Regions from separate parts of the Homo sapiens genome. Here regions 1, 3, 4 and 5 are each linked to region 2. The links are chromatin contacts, found by Hi-C or POLR2A ChIA-PET in ENCODE. All regions are on one chromosome and are shown on one strand. Each heading gives the region's core, a stretch centred on a gene start or an enhancer-like site at or near the end of the contact. The rest is flanking DNA. Distances are from core to core; before and after follow the strand shown.

The links. Hi-C counts contacts between places; a loop is a spot of excess contacts on that map. ChIA-PET counts read pairs that join two places held with the same protein, here RNA polymerase II (POLR2A). Pooled maps may share reads with other maps.
Region 1: a loop to region 2 is called in a map of CD8-positive, alpha-beta T cell, with 20 times the contacts of the local background. The contact joins the promoter of CPLANE2 here to the promoter of ZBTB17 in region 2. A Hi-C loop is called at or near these places in 1 of 168 maps with a recorded cell type or tissue (CD8-positive, alpha-beta T cell), 2 of 37 single-sample maps with no recorded cell type and 7 of 50 pooled maps. POLR2A ChIA-PET finds 5 or more read pairs at or near these places in 1 of 52 experiments (naive thymus-derived CD8-positive, alpha-beta T cell).
Region 3: a pooled map shows a loop between it and region 2 (7-fold over the local background). The contact joins the promoter of PLEKHM2 here to the promoter of ZBTB17 in region 2. A Hi-C loop is called at or near these places in 1 of 168 maps with a recorded cell type or tissue (B cell), 8 of 37 single-sample maps with no recorded cell type and 9 of 50 pooled maps. POLR2A ChIA-PET finds 5 or more read pairs at or near these places in 4 of 52 experiments (GM10248, GM12878, activated CD4-positive, alpha-beta T cell and 1 more).
Region 4: a loop to region 2 is called in a map of OCI-LY7, with 4 times the contacts of the local background. The contact joins the promoter of FBXO42 here to the promoter of ZBTB17 in region 2. A Hi-C loop is called at or near these places in 8 of 168 maps with a recorded cell type or tissue (B cell, CD4-positive, alpha-beta T cell, CD4-positive, alpha-beta memory T cell and 3 more), 19 of 37 single-sample maps with no recorded cell type and 19 of 50 pooled maps. POLR2A ChIA-PET finds 5 or more read pairs at or near these places in 8 of 52 experiments (GM10248, GM12878, OCI-LY7 and 5 more).
Region 5: a loop to region 2 is called in a map of CD8-positive, alpha-beta T cell, with 20 times the contacts of the local background. The contact joins the promoter of NECAP2 here to the promoter of ZBTB17 in region 2. A Hi-C loop is called at or near these places in 2 of 168 maps with a recorded cell type or tissue (CD8-positive, alpha-beta T cell and naive thymus-derived CD4-positive, alpha-beta T cell) and 8 of 50 pooled maps.

Annotation. Positions count from the first base shown.
Region 1 is chr1:16,235,845-16,238,544 of GRCh38, forward strand. CPLANE2 (ciliogenesis and planar polarity effector complex subunit 2) reads right to left here and starts at 1,339. Exons shown (of 5, transcript NM_030907.4): 1 at 787-1,339. The coding sequence starts at 898. RefSeq lists an enhancer at 832-1,376 and a silencer at 1,217-1,396.
Region 2 is chr1:15,974,722-15,977,564 of GRCh38, forward strand. ZBTB17 (zinc finger and BTB domain containing 17) reads right to left here and starts at 1,380. Exons shown (of 16, transcript NM_003443.3): 1 at 1,262-1,380. RefSeq lists enhancers at 244-353, 1,245-1,744 and silencers at 774-1,103, 1,144-1,243.
Region 3 is chr1:15,682,968-15,685,667 of GRCh38, forward strand. PLEKHM2 (pleckstrin homology and RUN domain containing M2) reads left to right here and starts at 1,353. Exons shown (of 20, transcript NM_015164.4): 1 at 1,353-1,651. The coding sequence starts at 1,592. RefSeq lists silencers at 1,207-1,286, 1,377-1,456, 1,977-2,046 and an enhancer at 2,277-2,336.
Region 4 is chr1:16,351,130-16,353,829 of GRCh38, forward strand. It overlaps FBXO42 (F-box protein 42), which reads right to left and starts at 1,351. Exons shown (of 10, transcript NM_018994.3): 1 at 1,126-1,351. RefSeq lists an enhancer at 616-1,390.
Region 5 is chr1:16,439,227-16,442,037 of GRCh38, forward strand. NECAP2 (NECAP endocytosis associated 2) reads left to right here and starts at 1,498. Exons shown (of 8, transcript NM_018090.5): 1 at 1,498-1,627. The coding sequence starts at 1,536.

The DNA.
Region 1 (2,700 bases), core at 89-2,588, 260 kb after region 2:
TAATTTTTGTATTTTTAGTAAAGATGGGGTTTCGCCATGTTGGCCAGGCTGGTCTTGAACTCCTGACCTCAGGTGATTTGCCCACCTCGGCCTCCCAAAGTGCTGGGATTACAGGCCACTGCGCCCAGCCTTCTAGAGGGTCATTTTTTGAATTTAATATAATTTCTTTTAAAAAAACAAACAAACAGTTGACTTATTCACAAATTTTGGTTCTAGCTATCTCACTCTCTGGTCTTAAGTCTTCTGGCACCTTGCTTCTCCTGGCCAGAGCTGGGCTCCACAGCTGATTCCAGGCACCTCTGCCGGCCTGACAGCTGGGCCCTGCCTGGGTGAGTCAGTTTCACCATGGGGAACACCAGCGTCTCATCCCAGAGACAGCAGGACATGGAAGAGGCTCACCTCTATTTATTGGGGTGTGATCTTAGCCAAGTCTGTACCATGTGCTGTTGAGAGGTTAAATGGGCGTGCACTGTGTAACGTGCCCAACAGAGGGCCTGGCACCAGGGGAGTGCTCAATCAACTGCATCTCTGGTGACAGTGGTTGCTGGCAAGGTTTCTGCTGTTTCCATGTTCCTGGCTCTGACGATGGAATTAGCTCTAAGGAGATTTAGGTGTGGGGGTCCCAGAGCTAGGGCTTTCAGTCCCCCAGGCTGAAGACTGCTGAAGACTGCAGTGGAGCAGGCCCTCACTGCCCTGCCTCTCTGCTCTCCTCAGGGAGCAACAGGTGACACTCTTCTCCCCAGGGAAAGACAAGTGGCGGGCTAGAGGAAAGGGGGAGGCACTTACCAAACACCCGCCGGCGGTTCTTGCGCAGAATGCAAGCCAGGTACTCCTTGCCCTCGGCACTCTCGTGCCAGTTTGGGACAACCACCGAACCGGGCACGGGAGGTCTGGCCATGGCTGGGCACCGCGACGGGGTAGGGAGGTGACAGAATGCTGAGAGCAGGGAGTGGGAAGGGGAGTGACAGTACCAAGCCGGGCCTGTGATCCCTCTTAACTGCCCTCTGACTCTCCCGGGGGGCCCCAGAAAGTGCAGTCCCTCAGCCGCCTCTCTCCTTCGCAATGCTCCCTGGGGATAGTCATCCCATTACTGCCCATGGAGGGTATTCACACAGCCCCTCTCCCCTTGTCACCTCCGGGGGTCAGACAGCCCCGCTTCTCCTCTACCTTCTAGATCCCGACTCCCAGGGCTACCTAGCCCTCCCCGTCAGCAGTCCCGGCGGCGAACCGACCTGGGTGCCGAAGGCCCCTTTAAACGCCCACCCGCACTCCCGCCGCCCCAGCCCGCCGGGCCCACTTCCGCCCCGCCTGCGTCCGCCTTCTGCGCGTGCTGGCAGCTCCGGCGCAGGTGCGCGCGGCGCATGTGCGGAGGTTGTTGCCATGGAGACGCCGGAGGTTGGGTTGGGCGGGTTCCGGGAGGCGTTCGTCCCTCCTACAACGTCCGCAGCCTGCGCCGCGCGGTGGCTCTGGACTAGGCCTTTTCCTCTGGGTTGTGGATCCTCTTCTCTATGACTCCGTCCGATCCCTAGTCTTTCTTCCAAAACATCATGAAACCCCCCCTCCAGGAGCCTTTCATGCTTCTCTGTGTCTCAGTTTCCTCTTCTATAACGTGGACGTAACATGTTATTCCCTCCATAGCAGTGCTCCATATGTTTAGTTATGATTGTTGCTATTATTAATATTATTGCTCTATTAATCCTGCTTGGCAGGACCTCTAGATGACTTAAACATCTCTGGCTTCACTGATGGGGACACACACCAGCTCAGAGAGGTCAAGGGACTTGGCTCAAGTTTTAAAAAATGAGTCAGAGGCCCGCTGGATTGTATTTTTCATTCATTCATTCATTCAACAAATACTGAGCACCTAGCTGGGAATACAGTGGCCAACAAGAAGTCCCTGCTCTCCTGGAGCTGACTTTTCAGCTCTGAAACTCTGAGCTCCTCTCCACCGTTCCAGCACTGGACACCAGGCCTGTTACCCAGAAGGTGGGTGCTCAGTAAATGCCCACTGGTTGGAAAGAGTGCAGGTGGGTCATTACTGAGAGTTTGTCTATTACATTTAATTTTTACCATTATCTTTCCGCAATGCCTTCAAGTAGGGCAAATCACTGTTTTGAAAGGAATAATTTAGGAGTTAAGCTTTACCTAAGGCCACCCAAGTGCCAGACAGTGGGGACTTTACAGGGGTCACCTGATTTAATTCTATAAACAAACCTGTGTAAATAGTATTACCCTCTTGTACTGACGAAGACTCTCAGAAACATAACGTGACTTGTCTGAGGTCACACCGCACAGCTAGTCAGTGTGAAACCGACTCAGAACCCACAGCTGGCTGGGTGTGGTGGCTCACGCCTGTAATCCCAGCACTTTGGGAAGCTGAGGCGGGCAGATTGCTTAAGCTCAGGAGTTTGAGACCAACCTGGGCAACATAGTAAGACCCTGCCTCTACAAAAAAAAAAATACAAAAATTAGCCGGGCACAGTAGTGCACGCCTGTAGTCCCAGCTACTTGGAGGCTGAGATGAGAGGATTGCTTGAGCCCGGGAAATGGAGGTTGCAGTGAGCCGAGATCATGCCACTGCACTTCAGCCTGAGTGACAGAGCTAGGCCCTGTCAAAAAAAAAAAAAAAAAAAAAAAAAGAACCCACACTTACCTGACTCTAAAGTACTTATCTGTTCTGCCAGTTTGGGTTTTGTGTTT
Region 2 (2,843 bases), core at 130-2,629:
GCGCAAGCACGACCGGCTAATTTTTGTATTTTTAGTAGAGACGGGGGTTTCACCATATTGGCCAGGCTGGTCTCGAACTCCTGACCTCAAGTGATCTGCCCGCCTGGGCCTCCCAAAGTGCTGAGATTACAAGCGTGAGACAACGAGCCCGGCCCAGTCTGCTTCTTTATTTAGCCTGATCTCTCTCTCCTCTCTCTACGAAGATGAGTTTTCTCACAAACTACACCCTTAACTGGGAATACCCGTTTTCCTGCCTCACTCCGCTGAGCTTCCCTTAGATCTTAGCTTTCTGGGGGACAGAAGCCTCCCGGGATTCCCCCTAGGCTGAGTGATGTGTCTCTACTCCGTGCTTCAGAGGAAGGAGGGCTTTCTGCCCTCGCAGCAGTATCAGAATTGCTGATTTACCTGTATGTCTCCCACATGGGTCTCTGAGCTCTGGGTGACAATGGTGATACAATTAATAACAGCAACAAACACACAGCATTTACTTTGTACCCATAAGTGTTCTAGGAGCCTCATTTCCCCTTTATTACAATCTTAGGAGGCTGATTTTATTATCATCTCTGCTTAAAGGATGAATAAACCCAGGCAGAGAGAAAAAGCCAAAAGTGCCTAAGGTCACAGCAGGGAATGGGGATTCAAACCCCGCTGCTGGGCTCCACGGTTCACACTCCTAACTCCAGGATCGAGGATCCTGGAGGATCGAGTCCGCCCGCATCACTCGCTCTAGCTTCACCATCTATCAGGTGCTGAACCACCGTCCGCAGTACGAATGAATGAATGAAATGCTTTTATACAGGGACAGCGTCGGCCTCCTCTGTCAGCTCCTCCTAGGCCCGGGCAGCCCCGCTCCCTCCCGCCCCGGCCGGCCGACAGGAGCTGCCCCGGCACTGCGCTCCCTCGCGGCCGCAGAACGCCCACCCTCGACAGCGCGCGGGGTCAAGGGGCGGTGACAGCCGTGCGGCGGGGGCGGAGATGCTACCAGCTGGGGTGTCATCCAGCCCGGGAGGTGACACGCGCCCCCTCGCCCGGGCGGTCGCCTGGCCGCCCACTCCCCGCCAGCACGCCCGGCGACGCCCCCCGCCCCGCCACCCCACAATCTCCCGCCCAGCGGTGTCCCCTCAGCCCCGGTTGGCGTCCCATTCCACTTCCCTCCCCTCCCCCACACAACCGTCACCGGCGTCCCACCGCGCCCCATCCTCCGCCGCCTCCGCCCCGGCTCCCGGGACTTCCCCGGCCCCGGGCGATTGTTGACACTCACCTGCCATGTCCCGGACCCCACCGCAGAGGGAGGTGCATCACGGCCGCGAGAAGGCCGGGGACGGCACTCCAGAGCAGACAAAGGGCGCCGCCATGTTAGAGTCGGGCGGAACCGACCTCGCAGGCTTCCCGGCTGCAACTTCCGGCGCATGCGCAGCGTCCTCGCTAGGAGAGCGCCCATAGACAGACGCATGCGCCTAGCTATCCAAAAGTTCCACCTTACAGTACTTCGGCGCTCAGAGTTGTCCTCATTGTACCCCTGCCTTGGTTTCTCTTCCAAATATAACAGTAACATCATGTGTTCAGCTCTTACTGTGTGCCAGGCACTGTGTTAAGCGCTTTACATGCATTATCTCTTTAAATCCTCACACCAATTATAAGATAGTATTATTCTCCTAATTTTAAAAAAGGGAAAACAGACTCAAAAAGTGTAAATCAATGTCCATGGTCACATATCTTGTAAGTGGTGGACCGGAGATATGAATCTACTTGTGGCTTCAAAGCTGCAGATCCCAGTTGTGTTTTTCTACCTTCTAAACCGAACATTATCCCCTTCCCTGATTGTCTTGGACGTGAATAAAGGTGTCTGAAAACAAAAGTGTCTGCAGACTTGCATGGCCCCTCCGTGGCCCCTCTTCTACCTTTTTGGTAGCTCTAGGCCACTGACTTCTCCACTTTCTCACAGTCTGAGGGCTTTCTCCTTTGTTTACTTCTAGGCCTGCATATTTTCCATAATCTATAATTTTAACAACACTCTTGCCACTACTGTAAGCTCTTTTGCCCCCTTGCCTTTTTGTCACATGGATTTGGTAAGAATACCAACGCTGTGTGAATCCAAATGCACCTTTTCTCTTTGTTAGCTCCCAAACAGCCAAGCACAGCTGAAGAAAGTATGCAGTGGGGAGACTGTTCCCTAGAGATTCATGTCCACTAGCCTTCAGTGGGATGCAACATATGCCAATCTGGCAACTCACTCCTGTCTTCACAATGGCTAGAGAAACAAAAAAGCCCAGCAGTTGACTTCACCCCTTCTTGTCTTTAGGTTTTTTTTTTTTTTTTGGAGACAGAGTCTCACTCTGTCTTCCAGGCTGGAGTGCAGTGGCGCTGTCTCGGTTCACTGCAAGCTCCGCCTCCCGGGTTCACGCCATTCTCCTGTCTCAGCCTCCAGAGTAGCTGGGACTACAGGCGCCCGCCACAACACCTGGCTAATTTTTTGTATTTTTAGTAGAGACGGGGTTTCACCATGTTAGCCAGGATGGTCTCGATCTTCTGACCTCGTGATCCACCTGCCTCAGCCTCCCAAAGTGCTGGGATTACAGGCGTGAGCCGCCGTGCCCGGCCGTCTTTCTTTTCTTTCTTTTTTTTTTTTTTAGATGGGGTCTCGCTATGTTGCCCGGCTGGACTGAAACCCCTAGGCTTAAGCATCCCATTTCAACCTCCCCAGTAGCTGAGACTACAGGCATGTGCACCCACAACTGGCTAACTTCACCCGTTCTTTTTAACTATATTTTTAATTTTTATTTCAGTAGTTTTTGGGGAACACATGGTGTTTGGTTACATGGATAAGTTCTTTAGTGATGATT
Region 3 (2,700 bases), core at 103-2,602, 290 kb before region 2:
GATTTGAGGAGGGTGTGTGGGAAGAGAGTTGTTACGGTGGGTTTCAGGGGCTGAGGGAGTTGAGGCCCTTGGGATACGTGGGGCTGAAGAAGAGGGATAAGGATAAGGAGTGGGAATGGGGCATTGGGGCTGAAGGTGAGGAGGGTGTGTTTTGGGGGTGGGGAGGAACACCAGGGACCTCAAATGTAGGACTGGGCCTTGAGGGTGAGGCACTGAGGAGGGGAGGCTGTGGAGGGCCAGGGGGCCCAGGGAGGGTCTAGGGCTGGGGACTGGAGTCTAGGCTGACCCGGTGGGGGTGCTGGGTCCTCCAGGCTGCGAAAGCCAGGGGGCCTGGGTCTGCACATTGAGGGGGTGGCTGGGCTAAGGAAGGGGAGGAAGATAAGTGGGGCTTGCAGGCTAAGAGGGTCTTGGGGTCCCTGGCCAGAGTTAGTGGGGTGCACTGGGGTCTCCAAGGAGGGGTCTGTGGACTAAAGAGGGCCGGCGGGAGGGGGCCCAGGGTCTGTGGGTGTCTCGAGTCTCTGAGGAGGGCCGGGGTCTCAGGGTCTGTGGGGGTCTCTGGCCTGTGGGGTCGGAGTCTCCAGAGTCCTTGGGGCCTGTGGGAGTCTCTGGGGTTTTGTGGGGGGATCCTGTGGGCTGAGGAGGGCTGTGGGGAGGGTCTCAGGGTCTCTGGGGAGGGCCAGTGCCTCGGGGTCTTTGGGGGTCTCTGAGGAGGGCTGGGGGCCCAGGGTCTGTGGGGGTCCCCAGCAGGTGGGGTTGGGGTCTCCGGAGTCCCTGGAGTCTGAGGGTGTCTCTGAGGTCCCAGGGGGGAGTCTATGGCCTGAGGGCTGAGGGGGAGGGTCTCCAGGGTCTCTGAGGAGGGCCGGTGTCCCGGGCAGGCGGGGTCGGGGTCTCCGGAGTTCCTGGGGTCTGAGGGTGTCTCTGGGGTCCCTGAGGGAATCTGTGGGCTGACGAGGCCTGGGGGAGGGTCTCCGAGGAGGGCCGGGGTCCCAGGGTCTGTGGGGGTCTCTGGCAGGCGGGGTCGGGGTGTCCGGAGTCCCTGGGGTCTGAGGGTGTCTCTGGGGTCCCTGAAGGAATCTGTGGGCTGAGGAGGGCTTGGGGAGGGTCTCTGAGGAGCCCCGAGGTCCCCGGCAGGCGGGGTCGAGGTCTCTGGCGTCCCTGGGGTCTGAGGGTGTCTCTGGGGTGCCGGGGAGAGTCTGTGACTTGAGGAGGGCTGGGGGCGGGTCTCGGGGTCTCTGGGGAGGGCCGCGGCCAAGGGTCTGTGCGGGTCTCCGGGTCCCCGGAGTCCCCAGGCGCAGGCGGGCCCTGGCGCCGCCCCGCCTGACATCAGTTCCTGCCGCCGCCGCCGCCGCGGCGCACAGCCCGCGGCCTCCTTCCCCGCCGGCCGCGCTCCGGAGCCTCCGGGCCGCGGTGGAGCGAGGGCCCAGGCGAGGCGAGGGCCGGGCGGCGGGCGCCGGGCCCCGCGGCCGGCACGACGGAGCCCCCGTACGGCCGGCGGCAGCGGTTGGCGGCGGCCCCCGGCCCCCGGCGCGGGAAGCGGCGGCGGGGCGGCGGCGGCGGTGGCGGTGGCGGTGGCGGCGACGGTGGCAGCGCCATGGAGCCGGGGGAGGTGAAGGACCGGATCCTGGAGAACATCTCGCTGTCGGTGAAGAAGGTGAGCGCGGCCTCCCTCCCGGCCGGGGCCCCTTCCTCGCCGCGCCCCCCACGCCCTCCGGCGGCGCTCTCCCGGGCCGGGGCCCCCCGCCCTTCCCCTCCGCGACCCGGGGGGCGACGAGCGGCCGGGAGCCCCGGGCCGGTAGAGGGGAAGCGGCGCCGCTCACGTGAGCGCCGCGGCCTCGGAGCTATTTTTAAAGAACAAAGTTGAGGTCAGCATCCTCGGAGCTTCCCCAAACCTGGCCCGGGGCCCTGCCCTCCCGGAGAGGGGTCAGCGACCCTCCGGTCCCCCACTGGGGCAGCGGCGCCCCCGGGAGCTCCTGAAGGAACCCCATGCAGCCTCCTGTGGAATCCGCTGCATCCCCGGGTCCCCCCGCCAGGCTGGCGTCGCCCAGGGTCTGGCAGTCAGGGTGGAGGCCAGTGATAAGCAACTTCACTTTCCCATGGCCTGGGTCCCGGCGACATTGCCTCTGCTCCTGGGAAGTCCCCTGAATAATCTTGCTCAAGGATGGTAGCTTTGAAGAGGTTCACTAGGGGCTTTGATTATAAGAACCTGAAGTACATGGGGATTGCATTTTGGATGCTGATCCGGGGAACCGGGTGACACCACAGACACCTTGCTGTGGGGCTTGCCGCAGTAAACATCACTGTCCCAATTCCAGGTAGAAATGAGTACATACCTGTCAAGGGCATGTATTTGTGATGAAGTTGGCATATCCGCAAAAGGGTCCGTGCTAGAAGGTAGAATCCATATTCTGACGTTTTTGGGCTGGATATAAAAATAATAATAATAAATTTAAAAGAATCCATATTCACTGAAAACCTAAATGGCCAAATCAGAATGGATTTTTCTCTCTCTCTCCCTCTCTGTGTGTGTGTTTGTGTAATTTGAATTCCTGGCTCACCAGATAGTCTCAGAAACTGAAAAAAAAAAAAAAAAAAAGAAAGAAAGAAAGAAAAAAGAGAAAGAAAATGGCTTGGGTGAGGGACTCAGCAGCTTATTTTACTTGAAGAAGCAAAATGGATAGAATTAATTAGATCAACCATCAT
Region 4 (2,700 bases), core at 101-2,600, 380 kb after region 2:
AAGTAAAGCCAATTTGTTACAAAAGATATTTTGGTGTGTCCAAGCAAAAGCAATCGCCTCAACAATTCTGCATAGCACAAGTTCAGTGAAGCCATCATTCCTCAAGAAAGAGACCACAAGGCTTCAAACCGACTTCCCTACATGACAGAAACACAATCGAAGTCTCCCAATTAGCATTTAAACAGCAATAAAAGTTGTTCTCAAAAAGGAACAACATAGTTTCAACGTCGGGGCCAGCAACTGCCAGCAAGTAAAACTGGTAATGTGTCAGAATCTTCATCTAGATCGATCAGAATCCCACCACAGAAAAATCCAGACTCTGGCAATTAAGAAATGAGGCTTTTATTTTCCTAACAGAAATCGGGAGATTTAACAGACAAAGCAATTGGTTATTCTGAATCTTAACAAACCGAAGGTTTCAAACGAACTCAGCGCTGAAGTTACTCTGCAGCGACCATCAAGATCTCACAATCGTTTTCTCTTCGCTTACAAATTCGTTCCCACCCTCCACCGTTCCCTTTGCACACACAATTCTCGCCAAGAGAAGCCTTCCACAGTCACAGCATGGATTGCTGTCTCAAGCAAGGAGATCCGCAGTTCCCATTTCTCTAAGGGAACACTCAACAAGCTAGGGGATAGGAAAGGCCTTTTGTGTTTTATTTAACGTAAACCAATTCCAAAATTATCCCTTTGCAGCTGCAGGTTCAGAGATGCTAGCCCCCAGCCGCAGCCCCAATTTTGATGGGCACCCGACCCCCGACTCCTCTCTCGCAAAGGAGTGAAATGTTCGGAGGAGCGATGAAAGATTACCTGACACCCTAAAGCCATCCTTGCCCGGGCCACACACCCCTTCACTGCCCGGGTGAGGGGACGAGAACCACCCTGCTGAGGAGAGGGGGTGGGTTCGCTCCCAACCCAAGGGCTGGCTGGAAAGGAGCTGTCCTCCTCCTCGCCTCACTCGAGGACGGCGATAGCAAGTCACCCTGCCCAACCAGGACCGACCCCCGCGTGGGATACGGGGCCTGCGTCAGACCCCGGGCGCCCGCTGCCCCTTGCCAGTCCCGGGCATAAAGGGCAGAAGGCGCCGGCTCCCCTCTGCGGCCCGGGGAGGAGGAGAGGCCTCACCTGGCCCAGCCCGCTCCACGCTCTCGGGTTCGCTCCGCTGGCGACGGTAATGAGGGAGCCAGGGACAGGGCCAGAGCAGAGGCGCTCTGCCTCAGGCCGCGACAGCCGTGCTCGGGGCTCCTCACAGCTGGCGGGACCCCGAGCCGCCCGGAGCCGCCATCTTCCTCCACTCAAACGCCGCCGCCGCCGCAGCTGCTGCTGCTCAGGCCGGGAGAAGACAGCGCAGAGCGCGCATGCGCCGGGGCGGGCGCGGCGGACGCGCGCGCACTCACGTCAGCGCGGCGGGATGGCGAGGGGCGGCCAGGGGGCGGCGCAGTGTTGAGAAAGGCCGTGGTCACAGGCCGAGGTTCTGTGGAGGGTGGAATGCGCTCGGGGGAGCTAGGCCTCCGCACCCGCCTTCGCCGCGTCTCTAGCGTCGACCTGATAGCCGCACCCACCCTCCGCTGCACTGTCTGGGGCAACTGGGTGGTTTTCCCGGTGGTTTGAGACTAACATTTAGCCAGGAATTAACTCACTTCTACCCCGAGGGCCCGATGAGCAGAGAGGGCTGTGGCGGATGTGAGTGCTCTTGGATATCGCCAAGGGGAGGGAAACTGTGCTTGAGGTGTGCAGGAGAAGTCTTCCCTTAACCGTAGCCTCGTAGCAACCACTGTGAGTTCTTACTAGCTCCACTTTTCAGATGAGGAAACTGAGGCACAGAAAACGATCACTTATTTGCCCGGAGTCACACACCTATCAGTGGAGGTGGGGCGGCGCGGGAAAGAGGATTTAAACTCAGGCTTGTCTGGTTCCCAAGCTCCTTTACTTCCTACTAGCTAGGTTATAGGATCCAGCAAAGTCCCCCTTCTCAAGGGAGCAACCTGGTGTGTAGGTGAGAACCTTCATGAGCCCAGCCCTACAGCATGTGGTCTAAGGAAATGCCAGATACAGAGTCAAAGGCTTCAGTCTAAACTCTGTAAGCCAAAAAAACAAAACAAAACAAAACAAAAAACTAAGCCCCCACCCCCCCCCCAACACCAAACCATCTGAACGGACTTCCTCCTAGGCCAGGGCAGTCTAAAATGTAACCAACCTGAGAGACTGGTTCAGGCCATGACGGGAAGCAGGACATGAGACATGCCTCATTACATCCTTCAGCATTGACATCAACACAACAGACCTTAAGACTGGTAAGAAACATTTACAATCTGTTCTCTCTGGAGCCCACCTGCCACTTGGAGGCTTCACGTGCGTGATAAAACTTTGGTGTCCACAATCCCTTATCATAACCCAGACATTCATTTCTATTGATAATAACTTTTTTTTTTTTGAGACAGGGTCTAACTCTGTTGCCCAGGCTGGAGTCCAGTGATGAGTTCTTGGTTCGCTGCAACCTCTGTCTTTCAGGCTCAAGCTATCCTCCTACCTTAGCCTCCTGAGTAACTGGGACTACAGGCGGGCACCACCATGCCTGGCTAATTTTTCCATTTTTTTTGTAGACACAGGGTTTCGCCATGTTGTCCACTCTCATCTCAAACTCCTGAGCTCAAGTAATCCACTTGCCTCGGCCTCCCAAAATGCTTGGATTACAGGCGT
Region 5 (2,811 bases), core at 248-2,747, 460 kb after region 2:
TATATTTTACAATAAAAATGTAAGTGGTTAGATCAATCCTATAATAAAAAGCTTATAAAAAATGAGTAGAAATGGCCAGTCGTGGTGGCTCACGCCTGTAATCCCAGCACTTGGGAGGCCGAAGTGGGCGGATCACTTGAGGTCAGGAGTTCAAGATCAGCTTGGCCAACCAGATGAAACCCCCGTCTCTACCAAAAAAATACAAAAACTAGCCAGGCTTGGTGGTGGGTGCCTGTAATCCCAGCTACTCGGGAGGCTGAGGCAGGAGAATCGCTTGAACCCGGGAGGTGGAGGTTGCAGTGAGCCGAGATTGCACCACTGCACTCCAGCCTGGGCGGCAGAGTGAGACTTTGTCTGAAGAAAAAAAAAAAAAAAAGTAAAAAGGAGAAGGAGAGTGAGAGAGAAAAGGAAAGAAGGGGTGGGGAAAGTTTGGGGTATTCAGTGAATCAGAAGTTTGGGATCAGCTTCACCCCCACATAGGGGCTGGCACATTGCAGGCACTCAACTCAATGAGAGAATGGTAGGGAAGGAGGGATTTTGAGAATTTGGCTAGGGTAGACATTGTATCTCCCAGAATATTCTGGGAGAAATCGAAGTTAAGACTGGAATTCTTCTTCTTCTTTTTTTTTTTTTTTGAGACAGAGTCCCGCTCTGTCACCCAGGCTGAGGTGCAGTGGCACAATTTCAGCTCACTGCAACTTCCGCATTCCGGGTTCAAGCGATTCTAGTGCCTCAGTCTCCCAACTAGCTAGGACTACAGACACACGCCACCAAGCCCGGCTAATTTTTGTATTTTTAGTAGAGACGGGGTTTCACCATGTTGGCCAGGCTGGTCTCGAACTCCTGACCTCAGGTGATCCGCCCGCCTCAGCCTCCCAAAGTGCTGGGATTACAGGCGTGAGCTACCAAGCCCGGCCTGGAATTCTTCTTAAATTACTTGTGTTACTAAACTTTACTTCTTTGAATACAACTCGTTGTTGAGGTTTGGCCACACGGGGCCCTGAGCATATAAGTGGGTTCCCCTAGGGGAAGCATGGAGGGTGGTAGGGTAATGGCATCTATTTAGTCTGGTGGGTCAGGTGCCAGCTGAGCCTTACAGTCAGGAGAGGGAAGGATATTCAGGCAGAGGAGGCGCCGAGGCAAAGGCTGGAGGACAGAGATACTGCAGGGTGGGCTACAGCTTTGCCTCTCGGTCAACTGGGCCCCAGGCCTAAGAAACTGAAGCGATGGGGATGATCCACACCCAGACCACGGGTTACAGAGGGGTCTGTCCATGGCGGGCGCAGGGCGCTTTCTTTGCGTCGGAGGGTGTCTGGAGGGAAGGAGAAGCCTCTGGAGGGAGGGAGAAGCCTCCGGAGGTCGCCCGCCACGTGTCTTGAGCCGGGTTTCCAGCAGAGGGCGCACAAACGAGGCGGTGCTGAGGCCCGCGAGCTGCCGCTCTAGCCGAAACCTGGTCAGAGAGTCGCACCGCTTCCGTCCGTCGGACAGAGGAACGGTGGAAGTCGCCGGAAGTTCGGTGGGCTCCAGGCGTCGCGATGGAGGAGAGCGGGTACGAGTCGGTGCTCTGTGTCAAGCCTGACGTCCACGTCTACCGCATCCCTCCGCGGGCTACCAACCGTGGCTACAGGTGACTACCCACCGCCAGACCAGGCTAGCTCCAATTTAACCCTTTCTCCGCCACCCGGACACACCCACTGCGGGAACCGAGGACAGCCCTGGCCAGTTTTGGGGCGAGGGGGAGCTAATGCTGCTGCTTCTTCCAGTTCCAGGCCCGAGCAGGGAGGTGGATCCAGAGTTTCGCCCGTCTCAGTTCGACGCACGGGACTCCTGGCGGCGGGGAGGGCGTTAAAGCCGTATCTAGCGCTTAGGGACCCCGGTGGGCTGCCGGGTACCCTAAACTTGGTCGGGGGTGGTGATGTCACAGACGCTTCTCTTTCAGCGCTAACCGGTGGCCTTGAAGGGATCCTCGAAAAGCCTTAAGCGGGGAGGTGCCCTATCACAGACGGAAATCCCCGAGAGGAGGGGAGGGAGCCCAGAGCCGGCTGAAAGGACCGGTCCCGGGGAGCTTTAAGGTGACGGTCGAAGCCCAGGGACCCCTTCCTACCCAGATCCCTTCGCACGAATTTCACCCTTGATCACAGCCTGGAGCAGTTGGGAGGACCCCTTCTATATTTCTCTGGTCTCTACCTGAGACGAATAAACACACACGCTTGTAAACATACTGAGTATCTCTGCAAAGGAACACAGGAAACTGCCCTAGGGGAGGGGAACCGCCCTTGGAAGGAAACTTCCTTTCCCTTTTGTGCTGTTTGCGTTTTACTACTCTTTGTATGCGTTATCTATCAAAACGACGAAAAATATTAAAAGAAAAAAGATACACTTCATACAGACAACCTGGCCTATGGCTATTTTGTGCCACTGAGTGGTGGTGGGGAGTGCTCGTATTTGCGGGGGCCTGGGTGGCTCTTGAAGGCGATGGTTGTCCAAGTTTTTCGGAAATACAGGATTGGTCTGCACCCCAAGAATGATGGAACGTCCACATTTCCTCTTGTTACTTTCCAGTTGTGTTACCGTGGGCTCATAGCTGATCTTATGGTGAAAAGATGCGTTAGTGAACATTACATTCATGACATATTTTAAAATAGTATAAAAACAAAAACAACAATAACCAAAATACATTTGTTTTCTGTCATCAAACTGTGGTTGGACCATCAAACCATTGATGGTCGTCTAGCCCCATCTCCTGTTGGGTCTTTTTTTTTTTTTTTTGAGACAGAGTTTCCCTCTTGTTGTCCAGGCTAGAGTGCAATG